3 separate regions of the Homo sapiens genome follow, and all the other regions are linked to region 1. Evidence: chromatin contacts called from ENCODE Hi-C or POLR2A ChIA-PET data. All regions are on one chromosome and are shown on one strand. The core of a region is the stretch at or near the end of the contact, and the rest is flanking DNA. Distances in the headings are between cores, read along the strand shown.

Evidence for each region. A loop is a pair of places that touch in the nucleus more often than their neighbours do. ChIA-PET counts read pairs that join two places held with the same protein, here RNA polymerase II (POLR2A). Pooled maps may share reads with other maps.
Region 2: a loop to region 1 is called in a map of naive thymus-derived CD4-positive, alpha-beta T cell, with 5 times the contacts of the local background. The contact joins two enhancer-like sites. A Hi-C loop is called at or near these places in 4 of 168 maps with a recorded cell type or tissue (CD4-positive, alpha-beta memory T cell, CD8-positive, alpha-beta T cell and naive thymus-derived CD4-positive, alpha-beta T cell) and 7 of 50 pooled maps. POLR2A ChIA-PET finds 5 or more read pairs at or near these places in 1 of 52 experiments (naive thymus-derived CD8-positive, alpha-beta T cell).
Region 3: a map of B cell shows a loop between it and region 1 (5-fold over the local background). The contact joins two enhancer-like sites. A Hi-C loop is called at or near these places in 1 of 168 maps with a recorded cell type or tissue (B cell) and 7 of 50 pooled maps. POLR2A ChIA-PET finds 5 or more read pairs at or near these places in 3 of 52 experiments (H1, HEK293 and activated T-cell).

The regions. Positions count from the first base shown.
Region 1 is chrX:148,378,003-148,383,073 of GRCh38, forward strand. No RefSeq gene overlaps it. Among named protein-coding and RNA genes, the nearest start is that of AFF2, 120 kb to the right of the region's middle. RefSeq lists an enhancer at 3,460-3,549. Within about 2 kb of position 2,794, at least 8 of the 41 ENCODE cell types and tissues checked have a DNase peak (open chromatin) inside an H3K27ac peak, as active enhancers do; they include CD8-positive, alpha-beta T cell, where a contact is called at or near this core.
Region 2 is chrX:148,331,648-148,336,718 of GRCh38, forward strand. No RefSeq gene overlaps it. Among named protein-coding and RNA genes, the nearest start is that of AFF2, 170 kb to the right of the region's middle. Within about 2 kb of position 2,469, at least 2 of the 41 ENCODE cell types and tissues checked have a DNase peak (open chromatin) inside an H3K27ac peak, as active enhancers do; they include CD8-positive, alpha-beta T cell, where a contact is called at or near this core.
Region 3 is chrX:148,413,624-148,418,694 of GRCh38, forward strand. No RefSeq gene overlaps it. Among named protein-coding and RNA genes, the nearest start is that of AFF2, 84 kb to the right of the region's middle. Within about 2 kb of position 2,633, at least 2 of the 41 ENCODE cell types and tissues checked have a DNase peak (open chromatin) inside an H3K27ac peak, as active enhancers do.

The DNA of each region.
Region 1 (5,071 bases), core at 1,544-4,043:
TAATGATTGCCATTCTAACTGGTGTCAGATGGTATCTCATTGTGGTTTTGATTTGCATTTCTCTGATGGCCAGGGATGGTGAGCATTTTTTCATGTGTTTTTTGGCTGCATAAATGTCTTCTTTTGAGAAGTGTCTGTTCATGTCCTTCGCCCACTTTTTGATGGGGTTGTTTGTTTTTTTCTTGTAAATTTGTTTGAGTTCATTGTAGATTCTGGATATTAGCCCTTTGTCAGATGAGTAGGTTGCGAAAATTTTCTCCCATTTTGTAGGTTGCCTGTTCACTCTGATGGTAGTTTCTTTTGCCGTGCAGAAGCTCTTTAGTTGAATTAGATCCCATTTGTCAATTTTGTCTTTTGTTGCCATTGCTTTTGGTGTTGTAGACATGAAGTCCTTGCCCACGCCTATGTCCTGAATGGTAATGCCTAAGTTTTCTTCTAGGGTTTTTATGGTTTTAGGTCTAACGTTTAAGTCTTTAATCCATCTTGAATTAATTTTTGTATAAGGTGTAAGGAAGGGATCCAGTTTCAGCTTTCTACATATGGCTAACCAGTTTTCCCAGCACCATTTATTAAATAGGGAATCCTTTCCCCATTGCTTGTTTTTCTCAGGTTTGTCAAAGATCAGATAGTTGTAGACATGCAGCGTTATTTCTGAGGGCTCTGTTCTGTTCCATTGATCTATGTCTCTGTTTTGGTAACAGTATCATGCCGTTTTGGTTACTGTAGCCTTGTAGTATAGTTTGAAGTCAGGTACCACTTCTATTTTTTTTTAAAAAAAGAAAAGGGTACATGTATCCAAACTGTCCTTCCAGCGCCATCTGTTACCTCCCAGAGGGGAAAGTATCTCTGAGCTGGTGGAGAAGTAAAGGAAGGTGCAAGCTTGGAACCTGATCAGAGCCCCATTGGGAATAGCATTGGAGGTTGTTGGGAAGTGGAAGGGGAAGTCCTTCCTGACCCAGCCTAATATGGAGGAGGCTCAGAGTGAGAGGAAGGAGGACCCACCAGGGCAGAAGGACTCATTGCTCCTGCCTTCCCCTGGAGAGGTGTTGAGAAGACAGCATCTACAGGGTCAAAGTCTAAAGCAGAAATTGGCTCCTCTTTCAACTGTTTAAGAGATGCCACACAGACTCTGCAGGAGTCCCGGAGTTTTGGATCCTGGTTTAATTTTATAAAAGCCAGCACATATGGGATCTCAATGCATTTATTAGAAATTTTCTGCAATACAATTTCAATTGTAAATAGTGTTATAACTCAAAGACCCCATTCCTAGGCTGTGTCTCTTTGTCCCCCTGGGGATTCCAAAGCCAAGCAACATTACAGAGAAACATCAGCTTCTTTTTCTTTAGATTATCCAATTCAAATTCATCTCAATTACTCAGGATGCATCCTAGGGAGAAATCTTTTGGTATGCCTGCAGTGTTTTCCGTGGTAGACCTGGTGTCCTATGATTAAGTAGCCTGGTGAGGGATGGAACCCTTGGCTCTGACAAACCCCTCTTCTTCCCACCCAACCCAGACCCTCAGAAACCTGGTGAGAACCAGGCAAGACAAGGAGGACAGAGGGAAGGGAGCTGACTGAGGGAGCTTGAGAGACTCTAGCTCTCAAATTTTCTGGCCACAGCCCTCAAAATCTAATAGGTTGTAGATTTTGCACCAGCTCTAAGTAGAACCTACTGTATATTTACATTCATTGGCACTGACTCTATCAAGAGATAACATGATGGACTAGACAAACCAAAAAAGTAAAGTGGTGATCTGGTCTAGTGAGTAAGGCCTTCTCCCAGGAATTGTGAAGGGTCAGGCTCACATGCAACAAAGACCATCAAAGGAAGTACATTTTCACTTAGACAAATGACAAAACAGATTTCCAGTTTCCAGACCCCATAAAGAAGACAAAAATTGAGGAAAGTACTGAGAAATTTCAAAGTCTGAGACAAAAGGGAACTCCAGGTTGCTGACTACTTTTTAGCCAGCTCACGAACAGGGGACAATTTTTCAGCTCAATACCAGAAAGCTGAGCCAGATTCACTCCAGCTACCCAAACAAAATACCAGATGGGTAAATAGGAATCACTCCCATTGGCCAAACAGAAACTGAAACCAGGGTTCCAAGAGCTGATTAATTAAACACCAGGACTCCTGAAGAGTCAAAACAGACTGAAAAGGAAGAAGGTGAAGGGAAAAAAAGGAAAGCAAAGGGAAGATAGAAGATGAATGAAAGGGAACGGGGACACACTCAGAGTCTGGATCTGATTCACCAAGGCGCTAACACTGAAACAGTGGTCCAGAGTGCCAGCTTTTGTTCATGTCTGGTCAGACACCTCCATCCTCTGGGCAATCTCACTCACTCTCCTGGGACCTAAAAGGAGAGCCTCACCTGGGGTGCCACAAAATGTTACCAGCATCATGGATTCTTGTGATTGCCCAGGATAGAAACCAAAAGAGATAACCAAACATAGCAGCAAAGGAAAGTTTATTCCGCTTGTGCACAGGGGAGTCAGCACCAAGAAGGGAAAAGAAATGGGTTGCTTATCGAGGGTAGTCTGTGAGTTAGGTTTACAGGAGTTTTCTACAGGAAAGTATTACATTCGAGCATGTATAGGAGTAGGAGGGATTTTTCTAGTGCTTGTGCATTGGCTCAACATGCTTTTTCATACATCATATGTAGAATTAGCATTTTACATCTCCACCTCTGGGCATGATTTTTAACATTAAAATAAGGAAGGGGTAACTGTAGTTCGAAGTTTAACTCTAACTGCACATGCAGGGCCCTGGGGAAGTCCCTAGCCCCCGAAGCAGGAATTTGTGGTTAACAGCTTCTTGGGTCTTTTATTACTGATTGGTTGAGAGTTAGGTAAGCTACAGCTTGAGTAAGGAACTTGCATTCTTTTACTCCAGACCATATTAAAACAGGGAACCAACCAGCCTGCCTGTCTCATAGCTAGTTTGCTTTAATCTGTTCCCAGCTTACCTTCCTTTTCTCAGATGAAATGAGACTCATGTTAACCAAAATGCCATCCTACCTTTTGTCTTTTGACTAGACACATTGTAGAGGTTTGGATTTGTTAACCTGGAATGGGAAAGGCTGAGAGGGGAAATGATCCTGGGTATGCTAATGAGCAGAAAGAAAACAAGGATGGCACGGATACCTCTCTCTCCCCCTTCTATGTGTGTCCTCTACCTGTTGTACATTCGTATGAGATAGGTATTAATATAACCTACACTTCGTAGGTGACGAAACAGTCTCAGAGAGTGAAAGGGACTTGACCAAAGTCACAGAGCCAGTGAGTGACAGGGTCAGGGAGAGAAGCCACGTCTGCATGACTCAAAGCTTATGTCTCTAATTACCCTACATACTACCCCGCCGCCTTTGCAAGTTATAAATAGGTCATGCTGGCTTTACTCATTAAGTCCTGGGTTGCTAAAGTGAAAGAAAAACTTCCTTCCCAGTATGCCTTGTACACATCCTGAAACTGAAAGAAAGCACTTTAGAACAAATTAAAGGCAGTTGTCTTCTGTGTCTTAGGGAACAAAAATACTAATTGTATTTTTAACCTCAAATTGTAGAGCCTGAAAAGACTGGCTTGAGAAGGAGCCTAGGTCATTCCCTGGACACCTAGAGGTCTAGAGGGCATAATAGAGGTCCACAAGTTTTTCTCAATGTGAAACAAACAATAATCCTCCCAACCAGACAGAGAATTTACATACGCTCCCTTTCAGACCGGGCAGGCAGACAAAGTCACAAGTGCTTTGACTTTGGGCTAAGGATTCTGTCAGGTCCATCAATCCTTTAACCTCACCTTCACAGCCATGATAGCTAACCCTGACTGAACACTTTCTGTATGCCAGCCACTGTTCCACTTCCTTTACTCCTCATAACAACCCTGAGGTTATGACTAGTATCACCTCTATTTTGCAGAAACTTGAGGGCATCTCATGCTGACAAGAAACTAATTGGGAGTTACCCAATCCTTTCAATTAATTCTTTAAAAGGGAAAATTTATTTAATTACTCCCTCATAAATGCAGGTGGTAAAGAAGGCTATTCAAATAAATAAATGCTGTTTGATATAGCAAAATATTTCAAAATGTGTAGTCCCCAGTGAGGAGAGTTCTTTATAAAGGTGGCCTTGATGATGGGAAGCTTTGGGCTGTCGATTGGCTTAGATCATATAATGAGTGATAATCTTACTGGGCTCTCAGAGAATTCCAGGAAGTCTAATGTAAACCCTAACCTTTGGGGGCCCGTCTCAGGAAGATCAGTGACCATTCTTGCTCAAATTCATCACTAGAGTCTCTGGGCTGGGTCATCGGAATGACCCATTTCATATGTAAAGTCTTTGAACACAAGAAATCAGTCATCTTGTAACACTAAGATAACACAAAAACCCAAAAACATGCAAAAAGGGACACACGTGTATGATAAATCTGTGGCTTGGGCCCCATTTATACTCTAAAATACATCACTCTTGCCTTCTGTTCTACTTATTGTCACTGGCTGCACTTTGCTAGAATGGTCAGATCCATTGGGGGTAAAAATCCCAAGCATAGCAACAGTGTCCAAGCAGAAGCAGCAGTCAAATGTTTTTAACTATCAGAGGGAAGGCCTGTGTACCAATAATCAACTCAGAAGCCAAATCAAAGTGGGTTCCACTGTAGCAGAAATGATGTGGAGTAGAACTAGCAAGGAAGGGCAAGCAGTCCCCATCTTTTAGAATTTTGCACCAGATCCATGGAAATCTCAGTCCAGCAAAATGCATCTCAGCCAGCTAGAAGAAAACCGCTGGCTGAAAGTTTAGTGGCAGAAAATGTGACCTGATTTTCTTCAGAAATAACAATGATGGTCATTGAGTGATAACTAACTACACCCCAGATACTATTCTAAGTGTATGTTATCTCATTTGATTTTCTAGAGGGATACACAGCAACCCCATTTTGCATGGAGGGCAAAAACCTCTTCTGTGTACCTCACTGGAATATGTGTTTTCAGGAAGATAGGGAAAACATGGATGGCCTGCACCTTGACAAATGTAATTGCCATGTAAATCTTATGTGCTTACTTTTCCTAATACCA
Region 2 (5,071 bases), core at 1,219-3,718, 47 kb before region 1:
GTTCTGAGCACTGAATATACAACAGTGAACAATAGAGATAGAAACTCTGCCCTGGTGATGCTGACATTAAGCAGAATATTAGATCGCAAGAGGTACCAAGCAGGGAATGGGGATAAGCAGTGCTAACGGCCACTTCAAACAGAAACTTGAACAAATTTATAAGAAAACAACAAACAACTCCATTAAAAAGTTGGCAAAGGACATGAACAGACACTTCTCAAAAGAAGACATACACATGGTCAACAAGTATATGAAAAATAGCTTAACATCACTGATCATTAGGGAAATGCAAATCCAAACCACAATGAGATACCACCTCATGCCAGTCAGAGTGGCAATTATTAAAAAGTCAAGAAACAGCATATGCTGGTGAGGCTGCAGATAAATAGGAATGCTTTTACACTGTTGGTGAGAATATAAATTAGTTCAACCATTGTGGAAGACAGTGTGCAATTCCTCAAAGACCTAGAACCAGAAATACCATTTGACCCAGCAATCCCATTACTGGGTATACACCCAAAGGAATGTAAATCATTCTGTTATAAAGACACATGCACACGTATGTTTATTGCAGCACTATTCACAATAGCAAAGACATAGAACCAACCCAAATGTCCATCAATGATAGACTGGATAAAGAAAATGTGGTACATATACCCCATGGAACACAATGTAGCCATAAAAAGTAAGGAGATCATGTTCTTTGCAGGGACATGGATGGAGCTGGAAGCCATTATCCTCAGCAAACTAACAGAGGAACAGAAAACCAAACACTGCATGTTCTCCTTTATAAGTAGGAGCAGAACAATGAAAACACATGGACACAGTGAGGGGAACAACACACATTGTAGCCTGTTAGGGTGGGGGTATGGTGGGAGGGAGAGCATCAGGATAAATAGCTAATGTATGTGTGGTTTAATACCTAGGTGATGGGTTGATAGGTGCAGCAAACCACCAAGGCATAAATTTTCCTATGTAATAAGCCTGCACATTCTGCACATGTATCCTAAAACTTAAAATTTAAAAATGAAATGAAAGAAAATTTTTAAAAATTGGATAGTGGTAATGGTTGCACAACTCTACGATAATGTATTAAAAACCACTGAATTTTGTACTTTATAGGGATGAATTTTATGTTATGTGAATTACCTCTCAATAAAGTTATAAAATAAAGAGGAAAGCCTGGCCAACAGGGCCTCTAGAGCTTTACTTCAAGTAATAAATTGTGAAAACTCAGCATGTGATACATGTGACAGGCCCACTCTTTAGGAAAAAACATGGAGCACACTGAGAGGTGGGAGAGTGAGTGAAAGAAAGAGGATGAGTAAGTGTTTCATCTCCCCCACCCACCCCATAAGGGTGGACTTTGTGGGGAAATGGAGGTTTGACAAAAATATTCCAACCAGATTTTTGGGGAAGTTGCCAACAGAGCAGATATATGCCATCTTCACTGTCTGAGACTCTGGAAGACCACCTTTAAGAGTGTCCCTCACCAATAAGGAGTGATCATAACAGAGGAGGAATGGATACAAAGAGAAGGCCACTTCTTCCATAGCTCCTACCTGGCATAGAGGGATCCAGAAGTCTTTACATGCTCCCAGTGAGGGACATGGAAGGTAGCTGAATGTTGAGAGCCAAGATGACTCCATGGCAGAGGCTACAGGTGGCCAGCCTAATCCAGGGCTGGTAGAATCATGTGGCTGAGACACAGAGGGCCTCAAGGGCAGTCATAGGATAAGGCAGGGCCTACTAGACAGGATGGAGAGCAACATCATGCCTGGATTGAGATGACAGGACAAGCGGTATTTCATTAGCCCTGTACCTCATTGTTGGTTGCCAGGAAGGTGGAGTATCTGAGGACATTACTATAGAGGCCATGAGCATTCTCACAAGGATCTCCTTGCCAACCTCTGTTGCTATCTTGGGAACAAAGGATGTAGGGATGGGTGGTGAAACTCTGGAACACTCAGCATTTACCTAAAGGGACTAAGTTAACCTAGAAGAGACTATTTTTGATGGAAGGAGACTGCATACCCACTAATTAGAAGATTTTAAGATACTCCTCATCACCATTATTTATTGGAATAGGGACTTCAGATAGAGATAAGAACACTTATCAGAGTTTCTTGACCAATCATTGACACTCTGGGTAAGATAATCCTTTGTTATGCAGGATTGTCCTGGGCATTGCAAGATGTTTAGCAGCATCTAAGCCTTCTACCCATTAGATGCCAGTAGTCACTCTACCCTCCATTCTGGAAGTCACAAAAACCTCTCCCTTCAAGAGTAAAATTGCCCCCAGCCAAGAAACATTTCATTTTATGCATTCTATACACATCTGAGGACAGAGGGCTCATTTTTCCACCCCTCTCTCTACCTACATGTTCTAGCTCAGGACTCAAATATCCTACATGATGTGAGACAAGCAAACTTCCTCTCCTGTGTGACTTCTTCCTCCTGTTGAACAATGCAAAGAGCCTGAAGGCCATGCCCTTTCCTGCATAATACATGCCCTTCTTTGTATTCAGCTTTGTTTCTTATACTAAAATTACATCCTGTTTCTTTGCTCTCAGAGCCCCACAGGCTGTGTCTCAAGCTTCCTGTGTTCTGATATGATTGTATTACCTGTTCTGAGATGTGCTTTCTGCCACTAGTGTGATTTTAATTCATCCTTCCAGGTTTCCTTTGCCCTCCTGCATTTTTCCCCCTCCTACACTGCCTCCCATAGCGGCTACTCTTACCTCAGCACTCCTCTTTATTTCTTCTTTTTTGAGTTGGGTCCATCTCTCTTGGCTCTACTCAGCCCTTTTAATCTTGGTTTATTTTCCAATGGATTCTGGGAGGTGCCCATCCCCTACCTGCTCCACCTCCACCCTGCTGACCTCCTCTGTAGAATCTGATGAGCCATTGCTACTGAATGAGGAAAGGCTTAACCTTCCTTTCCCCACCCCATATTCCTTTCCCTGGCCCCTCTTTTTCCTCCATAGCTTCTGTCTCTGTTTTTATTCTTTGTTTCTTGTCCACCGCAAGGTAAAATTCAGCCTCTTCCTTATGTTCCCCATCTCACCCTTGCCCACATTTGTGACATGTCTGTGGTCTTCCCTTTGTCATGTGAAGAACGGCAGTGGGATAGAGAGCCTAGTGAAGAGGATGCACGCAGTGCCGGGAGTCAGTCATTCAGACAGGGACATAGGTCTTGGAACTTATACATTTCTCAGCTGTGTAAAATATGGGTAATAAGAGTACCTAATCCATAGGGGCACTGAAGGATTCAATGAGTTTGCAGTGTACAACGTTTAGTACATTCTAAACTGTATGCCCTGATATCTAGTGGATATGCAGTGAATGTTTGTCAAATGGCTAAAATTTTGCATGATATGCAGCCCAAGGCCTGGCACATAGTGAATGCTCAAAGTAAAAATGTTCTTCACCTGAACTGAATCAAACTCTCTTTTCGATATTAGATTTGATGGTCCGGACCTCAAAGCCAAACCTTACTTTCTTCATAAGTCACAGTCTTTTCTTCTTCAGGTTGTAACTTCTCCTATGTCTATAATTTGATTCCTCAAGAAAGCAAAGATGCTACCTTAACCTACTACACAGAATCCTTCCCAAACTATTCTTACTGACTCTTCTCCTAGTGTACCCTACAAAGTAAACTCATTATTTTTCTGCTGATTTGAAGCTTATATCAAACTTTACGGGAATTTAATCACGACAAATTTGTCCCTAGGGTACATTGCCAATTGGATTAGTAATCAGGATCCCCTGCACATAATCTCTGTGCAGCTTTTGAAGCAGATCCACATGCCAAATCTTCCCTTGGAGGACTCTCCCTGCTCTCCTCCTCCTCAATGTGGAAAAAATTTCTTATCTTTTCTTCTTTGTCAGCTTCTCTTCTGCCTGTATCTCTCATGGAGGGCTAAGGAGAGATGCCACTGACGTTAACTGCCTCCTTTTTACCTCCTCCTTGCTCCCCATTATTTTATACCTCTGTCCTCCACCCTGCTGCCATTCTTCAGACTTTTTTCTTTTCCCTCTGATTATTAAACTGAATTTAATCCTGCTGGATAAATTGAGCGGGTGGTATTAGATCCGTTGCCAGATGAGGAAAGTCAGAGTGGCACATTACCACCATTGTTCAAGTGATAGAATAGCACAGCACTGCTGGAATCCAGATTAGACATGAAGGTCCCGCCTCTGAGCCTGTGGATTTTTCACTTTGTCAAAACCATATTGACTTCAAACAGAGTGTCAGTGGACATTACCAATCTCTACAAAATCTAAGATATGTTGTGTTTTTATCGTTAAAGGTTGTTACCCATAATGAAGAAAGGATTCATATTAGTCTAATACTTCTATAGAGCAGTGTTCAAAATCATTAGTGTTTTATCTCCATATTTGTCATTTGTTATTTCAAAAATTATTTATGTACATAAACAGGAAACAGTAACTACAATTTTATAGCACTTCAAATTTACAAAGTCATTTTATAACCCATTGTTTCATTTGCATCCTCAAAACAATCTTGCAAAGAGTGCATTGTTAACCCTATTTTACAGATCTTGAAACTGAGGCTCAGAAAACTTCAATAATTTAATGCAAGACACTCAGTTAGGAAATGACAGAACCTTGAGTTGGAAACTTTTCTTCCTGATTTCAAAGCTCATGCCCTTTCAGTTTGAGCATTTTACTTCACACATGAAGGGGCTGTGCTTCTAAAACCCATTTAGCTTAGTTTATGAATATTTATTGTCAAGAGTAGAAATGCGTCAAATTTACAGACAAACAATGTAAGACAAATCAGTAATATTATGTTTAGCTATTGATGTGAGATGATGCCACTTGCAGAAATAAAATTCTTTACAGGCAATAGATCTTTTTCATGACTAGGCTTTGCTAGATCTTATAATTTTGTAAATAGCACCAAAATAAAGGAGTTGGGTTTATTAGGGTAATTAAACAAGTTGATTTAGTCCCCAGTTGAGCACAGTGGGCCAAGGCTCGCCTGACTGCTCACTCACAGTGCACTAAAGGCCTGTGACAGCGTATGGGGAAAACAAACTGGGCT
Region 3 (5,071 bases), core at 1,383-3,882, 35 kb after region 1:
TGGAACTATGCATCCTATGGGAGGCAGGCAAAAGTGATGCTAAGGCAGATGAGGGTATATAGAGGAAGTTGAAGATTTTCCAATCTATTCACATTCTCTCTATGAGATCGGAAGCAAAGGCAATATATAGAGGAATGATTAAAACTGGCTAGTTGAAATAGCCCCCGTGTGATTACCGGAAATTGACTGACTTTTCCTTTCCTATAGCCCTTAATGAGGGAACAAAGACTGTTCTCAAGAGTCTTTCATTTTAATTTATTTCAGTTGTCTATATTGGGCTCATTTTAAAAAAATTCTATAACTCCTCACTCCCCACCACACACATGAATTTAAATTTTGAATTCCATTTGTCTAATGAGTAAATATATTTATAACATTAAAATAACAGTAAACCCAGTGAGCCCTCCAATTCTAATAATCTTAAAGTACAGTATCTGAGGCATCTGAAGTTCAGTGCCTTAGAGAGTTAATTAAGTCAAGTTAATTGGAAAAAATCTAATCTCCAGATAGGTAACATGGTTGATTATCTTGTTTATGCTTAAACAGAATAACAGAGGTCATTACAATACTTTTTAGAACATTATTGATTGATACATAATTTCTTAATTAATTTTGATTGACAATATCTTGCCTCTTGAATTTACTCTTTCATCAGAATGTCCTTAGCACAATTGATCTATTGAAATCATGATGATTTAGCAAATGATCATTTGTATAATTTAGTTTTAACATACAAAATACCCTGGCATTTGGCATTTTACTGACACTCTGTGTAAGCCAGCACATTCACACATACGTGTGGCATGCTACCAAGGGCCAAACTGAAAGGATGAAAGTTTCTGGGAGCAGTAGAGGTACCAATGAGTAGTTTGGACAAGATTTTTAGCACCCCCCACCCTCCTTAATCTCCATATCTTTCCCCCACTCTGAAGCTACTTCAAGTAAACATATGCTCTAGGTAAAAACTATGGGCTTGGTCAAGTGCAGTGGCTCACGCCTGTAATCCCAACACCTTGGCAGGCTGAGGTGGGAGGATCGCTTGAGCTCAGGAGTTTGAGACCAACCTAGTCAACATAGCAAGACCCCATCTCTACAAAAAATGTAAAAATTAGCCAAGTGTAATGGTGCATGCCTGTAGTTCCAGCTACTTGGGAGGTTGAGGTAGGAAGATTGCTTGAGCCCAGGAGGTTGGGGCTGTAGTGAACCATGATTGGGTCACTGCATTCCAGCCTGGGCAACAGAGTGAGACCGTCTCTCAGGAAAAAAAAAAAAACATATATTTGCTTGGCAAATACAACTTCAAGACAAGTTTTCTAACCCATTCTTCCAACCAGTTTGCAATCCTCAAGTCTCTGCTCTATAGAAATGAATAAGAAGAAATGCTGGAGCTCTGCATAAGATAGTCATTTCTCAAAATGAAGCTGGGACAGGCTGCTTTGTGACTGGAAGGTACTGTAGGGGAATCTGCTCGAGAGACTGTAGAGGGAGTTTCTAGTTTCAATAGAAGTTCAGACTAATATGATCTTCTAGGTGCATTTAATTATAAATTCTTAAATTCCAAGCTTTGCAATAAGGTTGAACCCCAAAGAGCTACCAAAGATACCTTTAACTCATTCGGGTTTTAACTATATATGCATGTCAGCATATAGTTAAAACATGGGTGTACATATATACATATGCAAACATGCACATACATATATACAGTATATATGTATGTATATATGAAGTATATAGATATTCTGTATACATGTATGTATATATACTGTTTATGTATGTATGTGTATGTTTGTGCTGAATATGTATGTGTGTGTTTGCATATGTATATATGTACAATTCACTGAGATCTCAGTTTTACAATATTACAACTATTAAAATAGTTATCTATAACACTGTATTTCTCCCCAAATATTAATTATCAGGAAACTTAGTTACAGCAGTAGCCGTTTGTAAAAAGATATCCCCAAATAAGTTCTGAAGGCAAATTATCTTTCTTTTCTGCAATATTCCATAAATTAAGGCTAATGATTTTAGAGCAATTATCTGGGACAAACCATGGACTTTTAGAGAAAAGGAATTCATATGGATTCTATCTCACTTTGGAGTGTTCACTTGCGCATTTGTGAGTTACCTTCATCAAATGTCTACTGTTCTGACCATTTTAGAAACATAAAAGATGGAGTTCAAAGGTTCAAACTGAAGAAAATGGAGAAAATTGACAATAATACATAAAGCAGCTGTGTTTAAAATAAATCTTCAAATATTCTCTACCTCACCACTGGCACAGCTGTAGGGGAAACTGCTGTAAATGAGCATGTTTTACATTTGGACAGTATAATGAATTTTCCCATAATACTTAAGCAATTAGCTAAGCGTTAGTGTTTTGCATAGAATTTTGTCCTTGTTATAATAATTTCTTACATGTTTATATCACTTTAGAGTTTGTAGTGTTCTTTGATGTATATCCTTTTGCTTCAACAAGTTACCCAACAGTTCCTCTGTGCTAGGCATTTGACACGTTCTACAGTCTAGCTCATTTAGCCTTCACAAGAGCTTCATACAGAAGGGCCTATGATCTCAGCTTGTGGATGAGCAGCCTGAGGCTTGGATTGAGTCAGTACCTTGTGCCTGCTGATGCACCTTCAAATTAGAATATGGAGCCTGGCTTCTACCTCAGATCCAAGTTCCCTGGAGCCCAAGCTCTTTGCCATCATCCCTTGCGGCTTCTGAACTTTGCCTTCCCTTTCTTCTTGTTTCACTTCCACCTCTTACTTATGTGTGGTCTCATACTGTTTAAAACCTTTATTGGTAGTTACTATGGGGAAGTAGTTATATAAGATAGAGCTGCTAAACAATGACAGTCATAACAATAACAATAATAACACTAGTTGCTAATATTTATTGAGCTAAACCGACTGTGTCTGGCACTGACTAGGGGCTTTTGATTCCTTATCTCCTTGAATCCCCACACATGTATCATGTGTTGCATTTAAAACTTACTCAGTCCTGGGAAGCTGGCAAAACTAGCATCCATATCTATGGTTCTTTGAGGCTAAGAGACATGTCTAAGGTCACACTGCTAGTAGGATGAATACCAGAACCTAGGTTATCTCTCCTCCCATCAGATACCCTTACTCTCTACTGCACCTTACAAATACTAGTGATTGACTACTATATACCCCCAGATGACACTATTTACGTTTGTTTTACCAATTTATTTCCACAGCAGGCACTAATACTGCAATAAAATTAGTGATTGTGTCCCTCTTTAGTGCTCTTCTATTCAAATTACTTTATGCCCCAAGGATAGAAAAGTGATGGCCTCTCTGTGCATCTGTGTCTCTTTTTCATTTCATCTTATTCCTGACAAAAAATTGAACCTCTGATGTGGACAGATAAGATTCTGACTCAGTGAGCTGCAAGGCAGGAGTGACTCAGTAGGATAAATGTGTTCTCATGGAAGTCTAGAAAAGCGATCTTAGGGAAGAAAAGAGCATGTACTAAGAAAATTACATTTGCCTCCAAGATGAGTCATGGTGTCAACACCTCATCGGAACTAGTCCATTTTGTCCTAAGTTCTGGGAAGCAGTTAGCTACTTTGCTTCCCTTGTCTATAAGGAAGTATGATATAATGGCAAGAAGGTAGGAGGCCAGAAAATTGGATTCTAAACTGATCTCGACCACTAACTAGCTGTGGGACCGCTTCCCTTCTCTAAGCCTAAGTATCCTCATGGGCAAAAGGAGAATGTCACATTAACTCATCTATAAATGCCTTTTTACTTGAAAAATAATGATAACTAAGTTTTGCAGAGGGCCTCATGAACCACTTCTATGAGCCTTATTGCATTTACTCATCATTACATGCTTGCAAGGGAACCATTTGTCTTTCTTCATTTTACAGATGAGAGAAAGACCAGGACTCAAGAGCCTAAGTGACTGATCCAAGGTCATACGGCTAGAAGTGGTGGAGCCAGGAATCAAACTCATATATCTTTGATCCTGAACTTCATCTTCTTTTCACTACCCCACATCTACATTTGCTTACTCTATGTGTTAAACACTTGTCTGTATCTTATTGATTGACATGACAGTCTCAACAGTTGATTTAGTTGTGTGTATAGATTCTTTTCCTAAATGGCCACATATTACCTTAATTTGATGACTTCCAACTAAAGAAACGTGATAAATTGTAAGGAAGAATAATCTTTTATGACAGGGGTAATGGAGAAAGTAAATAGTTTCTTGAATAAATAAAACTTATTAATATGCCATTGTATTTAGGGCTTAAACTTACTCAGAAACCAATAAATCACCAAAATAATGCATCCTTCTGAAAGGCCATCCAAGACCTGCTTCTCAACCATTCACAACATCTCTATCCACACACAAGTCTGAGACGGAGACTTTGGGTGATATGTAGCCGATCAACTACACCTTGTGGCTGAGCCCTGGGGGAAGTAGACCTAACTAGAAAAACACCCAGATGGACTTTTGGCTGGGTTTCAGTAGGGGCATTCCATCTTCTCAGAAGCAGAAAACTGATAAGTCATCCTTTTTATTACTCAATGTGGTCTATGGCTTTAAATGATCCTGTTTAGTTTCTGACTCAATAAGCCTGAACCGATCTCCTAGAAGGCAAGCTCTGTGCCATGTGGGAAATAAGAAGAATGAATAAAGATGGATGGTTCTTATTCATAAGGAGCTTCCATACCAGTGGGGGAGACAAGTAAATCATAATTACTAATCCACACAGGATGCAGTAAATGAATAGGAACAGTAGATGGGCTATGGAAGCTCAGAGCATAGAATAAAATAAATCTGACTTGGTAGGGGCAGGGAATGGAACTGATGATCAAATGATCAAGCAAGGCTTCACAGAGGAAGTGGCACTTGAGCTGTGACTTAAGGAAGGGTATGATTGCAAGAGATGGAGAACTGAAGAAACAGCATCCCAGGCTGAGAGAGCAGCGTGTGGAAAGTCACAAAGGCATGAATTTTTATACTGACATTTAGATTGTCTTGAATTCCATGCTTTATTCTGTAGGCATTAAGGAGGCGTTGCACATTTTGGGGT